Linked DNA regions of Homo sapiens: region 2 is linked to region 1. Evidence: chromatin loops called from intact Hi-C (ENCODE). Cell type or tissue: natural killer cell. All regions are shown on one strand. Each heading gives the region's core, and the rest is flanking DNA. Links, peaks and the distances in the headings are about the cores only.

Evidence for each region. Peaks named below come from ENCODE experiments on the same cell type or tissue, not always from the same donor. Only the 100,000 strongest peaks of a DNase experiment are listed, where the experiment ranks them.
Region 2: a loop joins it to region 1, with 8 times the contacts of the local background. A loop is called at or near these places in 1 of 110 quality-filtered maps.

What each region holds. Positions count from the first base shown.
Region 1 is chr15:90,035,947-90,041,260 of GRCh38, reverse strand. All of the region lies in intron 1 of ZNF710 (zinc finger protein 710), which reads right to left. Among named protein-coding and RNA genes, the nearest start is that of MIR3174, 32 kb to the right of the region's middle. RefSeq lists enhancers at 350-644, 2,689-3,208. In natural killer cell, for the core only: no CTCF peak of the experiment used is centred there; a DNase peak (open chromatin) is centred at 2,790; H3K27ac peaks cover 819 bases.
Region 2 is chr15:89,933,470-89,938,783 of GRCh38, reverse strand. It overlaps the pseudogene LOC100421368. Among named protein-coding and RNA genes, the nearest start is that of ARPIN-AP3S2, 23 kb to the right of the region's middle. In natural killer cell, for the core only: no CTCF peak of the experiment used is centred there; DNase peaks (open chromatin) are centred at 1,763, 2,043 and 2,523; H3K27ac peaks cover 1,960 bases.

The sequences.
Region 1 (5,314 bases), core at 115-5,114:
CGCTGCATTCTAGCTTGGGTGACAGAGTGAGACCCTATCTCTAAAAACCAACCAAACAGACAAACAAAGAGAAAAGAAAAGAATTTAACTGGCAAGATACCTAGGTGTCTAGAAAAAAAAAACAGAATTGATCAGTGAACCAATAGATAAACATCCAATAGATGTTTTCCTAATCTGTTGGTGTATTAGGAGGAATCAGAAGCACAGAGAAAAGTAACGCAGTGAGAACAAAAGAAACAATAATGAACTCTTGTTTTAAAGAAGTAATCGTAGTTCAGTGCCATGTTTAGCAGTGAATAGTATTTATACTGTGGGCTTAACCCAAAATTGCGACCTAATGATAAAACTAAGAGAGGAGGAGGAGGAATGATAGGGTGGTGGAGAGATAAGTCCTCACTTGCAACAATATGGAGGCAAAAGATAATGTCCGAAATTGATAAATCAAGAAATCACTGGAGTAACATATTATTTCAGAACATGGACGTAAATAACAGGAAGGAGGAAGTAAGCAGTTTGCAAATGGTTAACTGGCTGGAGGGCTGGAGTTGGGGAGCGAGGTGGGGCGGGGCCTGCTGCTTTAGCACTAGAAGCCCATCAGTATTGTTTGATGTAAAAAAAGATGCATATATTACTCTGATAAAAAACAAAATTAAAAGCAAGCAAACAAGCAAAAAAGGCTTGGTAAAGGAGTCACTGTGAAGTCAAATCGGGATCACTGTGAACTCCCGGAGCATTAAGCCAAGAAACAGAAGGGGCACTGTGCTTATGAACTGATGAGAACAGAAATTCCTTCAAGAAAGAACAGAATTCAGGGAGCTGCTGCCCAAGGTGACACATTTGGGTGGAAGAGGCTGGAGGGCTTGTACCTTGCAGGGAAAATCTGCGGAGTGTTCACATGTGGCTTTAACAACCCCATCCGGAGCACTAAGGACACCTCCCTGGAGACTGGGGGATCTGGGTACCAGGGTTTCTGCTGTTGCCTAGAGCTGGGGACCAGATCCTCAGACACGACTTCCTCAACAAAGGCGGTATGATCTACGTGCAGAGGAGGCAGTGGCCACAGTGCACAGGCCTGAGGCCTGGGTGACCTCACCCAGCCACAGCCCAAGCTGGCATGGTCATCCAGCAGTATGGCCACCATGCACAAAGTGCCCCCAGGCTCTGGTTCTCACTGGCATGCTGACTGTTTCCTCACCAGGCACCTCTGCTGTACATTATGGTCTTTCCTAATATGTGATAGCAAGATTACACTTGTCCAGAGATCTCTTCTCTGGCCACCTCAAATTTCCCCCAAAAGACTTAGAGAACTGCAGAGCATATGAAAAAGTTGAGAGTCCAGAATGAAACAGATGTGGGTGACTCGAAGAGGGGACTTTGGTGTCCCAGGCACTTTTTTCTTTATGGGACAGCGCCCCTTGCTTGGAGGCTTTGGACTCAGTTCTAACAAGCACGGTTATCCAGTTTCCCAGACCACGGCAGATGCAGAGGAAACCCAAGGAGGTGAAAGAGGTGCCACTCGCTGCTGGAGGCTATGATGGTGGCTGGCTAGGGTGCAGGCTGAAAATGACCCAGTGACAGTTTATGGCCATTAGGGGTGGGGCAAGCAGCTTGGACACCTCCATACCTGAGCTCAGCACCGAGGGCTCCTAATCATGACTTGCAGTCATCAAGATGGATTGGACTGTATTAGATTACATTCAATACTCGGTTGAGCACTCAGCCAAGCACGTATTGGATCCAGGAGTGAAATGAGGTGAGACCACCTCATCCAGTCGTGGGGCAAGACTCCCAGCTGTCACTGCAGAAAGCCCCACAGTGGGTCACAAGGCAGGGATCTGGTCCACTTTTGCCTAAGATAGTGGACCTGGGCATGGCCTCAACCTCTCAGAATCCCACCCACGAAATGAAGAGAACATCTGCCCTGCCAGTGAAATCATCAGGTGAAATCATCTGTACACATCAGAAGCACTTTTTTTTTTTTTTTGAGACAGTCTCGCTCTGCCATCCAGGCTGGAGTGCAGTGGCACAATCTCAGCTCACTGCAACCTCCACCTCCTGGGTTCAAGCGATTCTCCTGCCTCAGCCTCCCGAGTAGCTGGGGTTACAGGCGCCTGCCACCACGCCTGGCTAATTTTTGTATTTTTAGTAGAGATGGGGTTTCACTATGTTGGCCAGGCTGGTCTTGAACTTCTGGCCTCAAGTGATCCACCCCCTCTGGCCTCCCAAAGTGATGGGATTATAGGCGTGAGCCACCTCACCTGGCAGGAAGCATTTTATACATAACATGTCATGTTACCAAAGCCATTGCTTTTTCTGGGTGGCTGGACAGGATGCCCCACAACACACACAGGGACAGACAGCCAAAGAGATAGCCTCTCTGCCTTAGGACTTTCCTGGACACAATGAAGCAATTATCAGGTGAGTTTTGAAACTATGCAAACTTAACCTGAACATATTCGATTACACAAATCTATTGTGTAACACAGCTGGCCTTCCTGGACTCTTCAAAGCCAATGTCTCACACACACACACACACACACACACACACACACAGAGCAGGGAGGCTGTTCTAGATTAAAAGAAGGTAAAGAAACGCAACACCCAAATGTAATGCATGAAGATTTTTGGATCAGGAAAACAGCCATACGAAAACATTTTTGGAGTTCAACTGGGGAAATATGAATGGGTTGTAGATTGGATATTATTGGACAGTGGTAATTTCTTAGGTGTGATGATGGCACCGTGGTTGCAAATGGGGAAGTCCACACTCCTGAAAGATACCTGCTGACGTACTTAACGGTGGGCTGTCTGCAACTCACTTTCAAATGACTCAGCAAAACCACGTGAAAGAGAGTGAGATAAAGAAAACGTGGCAAAATGGCAACAATGAGTGAATCTGGACGAAGGTTCTTAACTTTTCTGTCAAGTTTGAAAATTTCAAACTAAAGAGTTAGGAGGAAACACACCACGTGGGTGAGTTGTGACTTATTCTTTGTGTCTGTGGGGCCAGCCTTTGGCTTGTTTCCCAACCTGCTCCATGATGAAAGTGATGCACTGGTGATAGAGAGAGGGGCCTGCTACAGTGCTCCTGATCTGCATGGCACACATAGAAAATCATATTTGGACCGTACACTGGGGTAATCGGGCAAGGCTGGTCCAAACCATCCACAGACCCACCCAGCCCAGCCGACTGCGGGTCGAGGGGAAATCAGTACCTGGGCACCACTTAGCGGCCCCAGCACTCACTTTGGTACAGCACCCTGGCTGGAAGGCCAGGCCTGTGGTTAAAGGGGAGTAGACACCAGACCCTCACTGCCTCTTCACCTCCTCATCAAGGCCTCCCTCGGGGAATTCGTCTCTCCCTGCTCAAGCCTGTCTCTTACAGCTCTGGAAGCCTAGCGACCGTATTAGAATACTCTATGCTTAGGCCCACTGCTCCCTCGAGATCCAGAGTTCTTTGAGGGCAGAAGCCCGACATCCCTCATCTTTAAGCACAGATTCTGGCACCCCACATCCAAAGGTCAGAGAAAGAGATCCAGCCTGCGATGCTTATGAGTGCTGAAGATGCTCTCATAATTGTGGCATGCTTGGGTCAGAGATCATTTCCTCAGAAGCATTCCAGCTCAGCCCTCACTCCATCCTAGCTGGTGGTGTCCAAGGCTGAAAAGCCCAAGCTCTGCTACCCAAGCTCTGAGTACCACCAGTGGTGGTACTCGCTGGTGACTGAGACTCAGTTTCCTCTTCTGAACTAGGTCCCTTCCAGCTGACTCTCTAGGGACACCTATGCTTAGTGCTCCCCTAGTTCCTTCTGTCCAGGGGCCTGGGGCTGACTGAGCAAGGCAGCCTTCCCATCAGTGGAGAAAAGCCCCAGTGGAAGGAGCGGTTCCTGACACTTTCGAAAGCCCTCCTGGGGATTCCCAGTCCCAGTGGCCCTGGGAGGGCAAATGCCAGTGCCAACACCCAGGCTGGACCAGGGACTTTCTTCCAAGGGAAGGGGAGAACCAGGAAGAAGGGTTGGAGAGCTAAACTTAAAAACAGCGTGTGGGCCACCCGGGGAATGAACCTGGAACAACTTTGATAATTTTTAAAAGCCCTTCGAATAACTCCAGTGTGCACCAGGATTGAGACACTCCACCCCCACCCCGAGCCCCTGCCAGGTCCTCCAAGCTGAGCCAGGCTTTGAACCCAGCCCCACTTCCCGTCCTCCCCACCATGCCTGACCTCCCATCTCCAGCCTGACCCTGGAGCTGGCTCTTGCTTGTGCTATTCTCCTGCTCTCCACCTCTCCAGAATTCTTGCGTTCTTTGAAATGTGCTTGAAGTGCCTCTTTAGCAACCTGGGCTGCCTCTCTAGGAGGGCCGGAGAATTCCCCGATGTGAACTGGGAACAGTGGCTGGAGATGGGGTCACCGAGGCAGACAGAGCCTTGAAGGCCATGTCTGGATGCCATTCTCAGGCATGGGAAGCCAGAAGTAACACGATCCCATGCATGTTGCTGAAGACCCTTCTGGTTCCTGTGTGAAGAGGATGAGGGGGGCCAGGACTGTGTCTTGGGCTTATCTATTTAACCCTTTCCCATGCCCTGCCCCACCCCCAGCTCGAGGCCTGCATGGGAGCCACAGACCTTGGGAATGATGGCCAGGTCTGTCACTAGAAATAATGGAGCAGGCTTTCTTTCCACTGCGGCCAGTAGGACTGACAGCTGAATGTGGGGAGGAGGTGGTGAGTGATGAATGCTCACAATGAGAATTCATTCCAGGCTCCCAATGGGGAGAGACCATCTGGACAGAGCCAGAGGCCACTGAAGGGACGTCCCTCGGTGGGGAAGACGCTGGCTCCAGCCACTTCAGAGAGAGGCTTCGGAAACCCAAGGAGCACTCGCCTGGTGTCATTCAAAGGAACATTAAAATCGAACAGCGCCAAGTGAATGGAAGAGAAATGTTATACAGCAAACCTGTGAAAGGGGTTCCCCCAGATAAAAGCAAGGGAAAGAGGGAGAGAGAAACAGAGGCGGAGGGGGTGGGGGGCGGGCGGCAAGAGTGGAGGGGAAGAAAGGAGGAACGGGAGGGGAGTCTCAAAGCTTTCTGAGTTCACAAAGAAAGAAGGAAACAGGGTAGAGAAGAACAAAAAGGAGAAGGTGAAGTGCTTGCGCTTCGAAGTGGAAGTCACTCCAGCTCTTGAGAAAGCTGCTTGTGGGGCCGGATGGGGCGAGTGCGTCTCAGGATGCCAAGCAGCTCTTCTACCAAAGAGGACCCAATCCTGCCACCCTTGGAAGCATGAGGACTTCACAAGGCTGGGAAACGCTGACTCCAGGC
Region 2 (5,314 bases), core at 232-5,231, 100 kb after region 1:
GGTGGTCTTGAACTCCTGAGCTCAAGCAATCCTCCTACTTGACTGGGATTACAGGTGTGAGCCACGTAGCCTAGCCATCTATCTATATATACTGTATTGTAGTGTATATAATTAATCTAAAGTCTCCCTGATTTCTCTGTTTCCTGAGTTTGGTATCTCTGTTTTAAGGTTGTGTTTTTCCTCAAATATTTTTTGATTCCTGGATGTGCGACTGTCTTTTGTATTTGAGCATCCTTGTTAGCTTTCACAGAAGACCTTGACAATGGGCTAGTCATAGGTATTGCTCACTTCTTGCTTCCTAAAGAGCAGAAAGTTAATTCAGTTTGGGCAATTGCATGTTCAGCCAGCTCAGGTAACAAATCATGATTGTTCTAAATCAATTGTTGTAATTCCAATTCCGTTTTTTTTCCAGCCTCTCTTGCAGCAGGGCTGATGTGTGACAAAGTTCTGGCCAATGAGATGTAAGTGGAAGCCTACTCAGGAATTTCTGGGAAAACTTTTACTTTATCATAAAAGGGACACTTTTATGAGTGAAAACTCAGTGACACCACATCTTTCCCTTCTTCCTTCGACATGATGTTGTGTCCGGAGTTGGTTCCTTCCAGTGGGTTTGTGGTCTGGCTGACTTGAAGAATGCAGCAGCAGACCTTTGCGGTAAGTGTTACAGCTCTTAAAGGCAGCACAGACCTGAAGAGTGAGCAGCAGCCAAGATTTATTGTGAAGAGCAAAAGAACAAAGCTTCCACAGTGTGGAAGGGGACCTAAGCAGGTTGCCACTGCTGGCTGGCCGGGCGGGGGGGGGGTGTGGGGGGGGGTGTGGAGGGGAGCTTTTATTCCCTTATTTGTCCCCACCCATGTCCTGATGATTGGTCCATTTTACAAAGTGCTGATTGGTCCATTTTACAAACCTTGGGCTAGCTACAGAGCGCCAATTGGTGCATTTTTACAGAGCACTGATTGGTGCATTTTACAAACCTCTAGCTAGCTACAGAGCGCTGATTGGTGCATTTTACAATCCTCTTGTAAGACAGGAAAGTTCTCCAAGTCCCCACTCGACCCAGGAAGTCCAGCTGGCCTCACCTCTCAATGTTATATCTGAAGTGCGGCAGCCATCACATGACCATAAGGAAGCTGTATACTAAGGATGATGAAGTGGAGAGGTAGAAAATCTGTTTTCTGTATAGCTTCCTTGAGTTAGAGACACTAAACCTGAAACCACCTATCTCTAGACATCTCGTGATGTAATTTAATTAAATGTCTTTTTTGCTTGAGTCATTATTAGTCAGATTTCTTATTATTTGCTAAACATTACTAACTAATGTGACCAGTGTGTGACACTGTGACTGTTTGCTACATCCTGAATCCAATTATTATGGTAGAGGAATGGGATACTTTGCTGGGTGGGTTGAGCAAGTAGCTTATGTTTTTCTCGTGTTGGTGGTCTTCCAGAGCACTGCCTTACTTTTTGAGCTCAAGTTTTCACCCTGCTACTCCTTTTTTGTTGTTGTTGTTACAAAATATTGAAAACTAATAAGATGTTTATTGAAAGAACAGCAACACAAGCCAAAATAAACCTATAACAATAGACATAATGAAACAAAAACCAAAATTCACTGGGGAGGAAAAAGATTTAAACAAACATCCTGGGAATTCCTATCTAGGGCACTCCTTTGTGTGCCAGGCGCCCATTATGTGTCAAACGTCATCTGATAACATCGGTGAAAAATCTTCATTCACACTTTCTTGGTGCAGAAGACATAGACCTGATGACGAAGTCACTGCGAAGTGGTTTCTGGAAGTGTTTTCTGGTGGCGTCTTAAGGTCGCGGGCCGACCGAAGGCTCTTGGACGCTTGGAACATATTTGTAGGATTTCTCTCCGGAGTGGATGCGCTGGTCCTCCTTCAGATTCGTCTTGTAGGTGAAAACTTTCTTGCAGTCTTTACATTTGAAGGGCTTCTCCCCTGTGTGGCTTCTCTTGTGGCACTTCAAGTAGGACTTCTGGGTGAACTGCTTCTGGCAGACGTCACACGTGTAGGGCCTCTCCCCAGTGTGGGTTTGCTGGTGAAATTGCAGGCCTATGCCCTGCCTGAAGCGCTTCCCACAGAGATTACATTGAAAGAATCTCTTTCCTGTGTGTGATCTCTTGTGGATGGCTAGCTTGCCTCAATACTTAAACCTCTTATTGCACACCTCACATGCAAAGAGCAGCAGTTCCTTAACTTCTTGGCCATCGGGGTGACTGACCGGGCCCGCAGGGCCTGGGGGATAGACTGAATTTATCTCAGCTTGTCCCTGTCACCCTGCTACTCCTGACTGCAGGCAGAGGCCTCTGCTGTCCTCTGTTTGGTACAAGCAGGGGAGGAAAGCAGGGAGCCAGACCCTTGTTCCTACTGTGATGCCTGAATTAACCACCTTCATGGTGCCCCAGAGCTTCCTCCTCTTCCCCGTATCTACCGTCTCCAAGCTTAGAGCCCCTAAGATGCTCTTGACTTGTAGAGCAATCTTTTCTTGCATGTGGTTTAGGCTGTGGTTTCCTCCTGTAGTCTAGCTTCATTCTCCTTCTGCCTTTCAGAGGTTCCTGATCATTTATGGTCTACTGAGAGCACTCTGTTTTCCAGTGTTGCCACTGTGTGTGTGTGTGTGTGTGTGTGTGTGTGTGTGTCTGTGTGTGTCTGTGTGTCTGTGTGTATCTATGTGCCTACTTCACATCTGATCCAAAAAGTGTGATTTGTATTCATGAAAAGAATAGGCCGGGTGCAGTGGTTCATGTCTGTAATCCTAGCAGTTTGGGAGGCAGAGGCAGATAAATCGCTTGAGCTCAGGAGTTCGAGACTAGCTTGGCCAACATGGCAAAACCCATCTCTACAAAAAAATACGAACATTAGGCAGACGTGGTGGTGTGTGCCTGTAGTCCAGGTACTTGGGAGGCTGAGGTGGGAGGATTGCTTGAGCCTGGGAGGCGAAGGTTGCAGTGAGCTGAGATCACGCCACTGCACCCCGGTCTGGGCAACAGAGCCAGGCCCTGTCTCAAAAAGAAAGAAAGAAAGAAAGAAAGAAAGAATAGTCAGCCTTATTTTTAAATATCTAAATTCTCTCTTCTAGGACTCTATCTGAAGAAATAGCAGAATTATAGTCGAAGTTTTATATTCAAAGATTTCCTTTCCAGCAGTATTTGTGTAATAGGATTAATATCTTACAAAGTATCAAAGAGCCTTTCCAAGTACAGAACCTTCTGTGTGTGGCTTGAAGCATCCAGCCTGCCTAGAGGCAGAAGAGGTGTGGGAAGTAAAAGTATTAAGGTTTACTAGAATTCATTATTTCTTTGAAATTGATACGTGTCCCTATAATCAATGTTTGCTGACAATAGCTGTTGGCCAGGCAGTAGTTTCGATATGGTTGTCATTGTCTGCATATATGAAAACTTGATCTGAAAACCTTCTATTAACACCTTCTATAAGATTAAAAGAAGAAAAAGGGACAGGAGGTGCAGCATAAAAACCTGCAGAATGAGGCCAGGCGCAGTGGCTCACGCCTGTAATCCCAGCACTTTGGGAGGCTGAGGCGGGTGGATCACTTGAGGTCAGGAGTTCGAGACCAGTCTGGCCAACATGGTGAAACCCTGTCTCTACTAAAAATACAAAAAATTAGCCAGGTATGGTGGCGGGCACCTGTAATCCCAGCTACTCAGGAGGCTGAGTCAGGAGAATCGCTTGAACCCGGGAGGCAGAGGTTGCAGTGAGCCGAGATCGTACACACTGCACTCCAGCCTGGGTGACAGAGCAAGACTCTTTCTCAAAAAATGAAAAACAAAAAAACTTGCAGAATGAGTGTCAACAGTTGGGAAGGCAATCCCAGAGGCAGTGGTGGAGCACTGGATGAAGAGATCCCGTATCAACAACTCTCTCAATGCACAGGCAGCAATGCTGTATAGAAAGACACGGTCATTATCGACTTTGATATGAAAAGGGGTTCAGAAGAATCAATGTCTACATCAGTCTCTTCTGTAAAGAAGTTATAGAAATACCTTCCAACTATTTCACTGAGATTTTCCTTTTTACATATGCACAAGATGATATATAAAAATATATGTCTAAATAAGTCTAAAAAGAGCTTTTTGAATGAGTGTAAACCAAAATTCTAAATAAGAATGCATTGTTCACAATTTAATTGGCAGTTTGTTTTTCTTTCTTAGGAGTACCTAAAATAACAGTGCATCTTACAACTGATGGTGCTAGTTGTGGTGAAATGCAAAATTATAGAAAGTATGAGGAGAGGAGAAGTAATTAATATCTAGTTCTGACATTCAAAATAGATTATGCAGCAAGACATTAGCCTTGCAAAATAGGTGTTTGTCTTAAGAGATCTTCCAAATTATTTTCTTTTGATCCTACGCACAGATATCCTTTAGCACTTCAACAACCAAGACCAGAGGACTTAGCCTGTAGAGTTGTCCCCTAAGTGGAAAAGAGAGCCCTTTCAGCCTAGATTGTGGGCCTCAAGGCTTGCTGCCTCGCTGGAGGGATGTGTGTGGCAGAGCAAGGTGGAAGCCTGCCTGTTTGAGGCCATGGGGAAAGTGGGAAGAAGAAAGCAGTGAAGGGCCGGGTTCGGTGGCTCACTCCCAGCACTTTGGGAGCCCAAGGTGGGCGGATCACTTGAGGTCAGGAGTTCGAGACCAGCCTGGCCAACATGGTGAAATCTCGTCTCTACTAAAAATACAAAAATTAGCTGGGCGTGGTGGTGCATGTCTGTAATCCCAGCTACTTGGGAGGCTGAGGCATGAGAATAGCTTGAACCCAAGAGGCAGAGGTTGCAGTGAGCTGAGATTGCACCACTGTACTCCAGCCTGGGTGACAGAGCAAGACTCCGTCTCAACAACAAAACAACAACAAAAAAAGGCAGCAAAGGAGGAGAGGGATTCAGGCAGAAATGCGACCAGAGTTAGAGAAGTCAGTAACTCAGCGATACCCATGGTGAGGGGGGCTTTGCCTCTCTTCTGCTTGGAGCCCCTGAAGGAGGCTGCCTTAGAGGAAGCCCTGTAACTCTCCGAGGCACAGTCTCATCAATTAAGGCACAGTTTGAGCAGGCAGAGCAAGGATCTGAGCTTCAGCCTTCCTGAACTTCTGTACAGCCCCCATGGGGTGAATGGGATCCTGATGTCACTAGGGTGGGCTGTGAAGTTGCCAGAGGGGATCACCCTGGATTCAGAAGAGGCCTGAGCAAACCCACAGCCAAAGACCCCTCGGCCTCCCTCCCACTCCTGCCCCTGGGATCTCAGCAGCCACAGTCCTGCCCCTAATACTCCCCGGCTGCCACT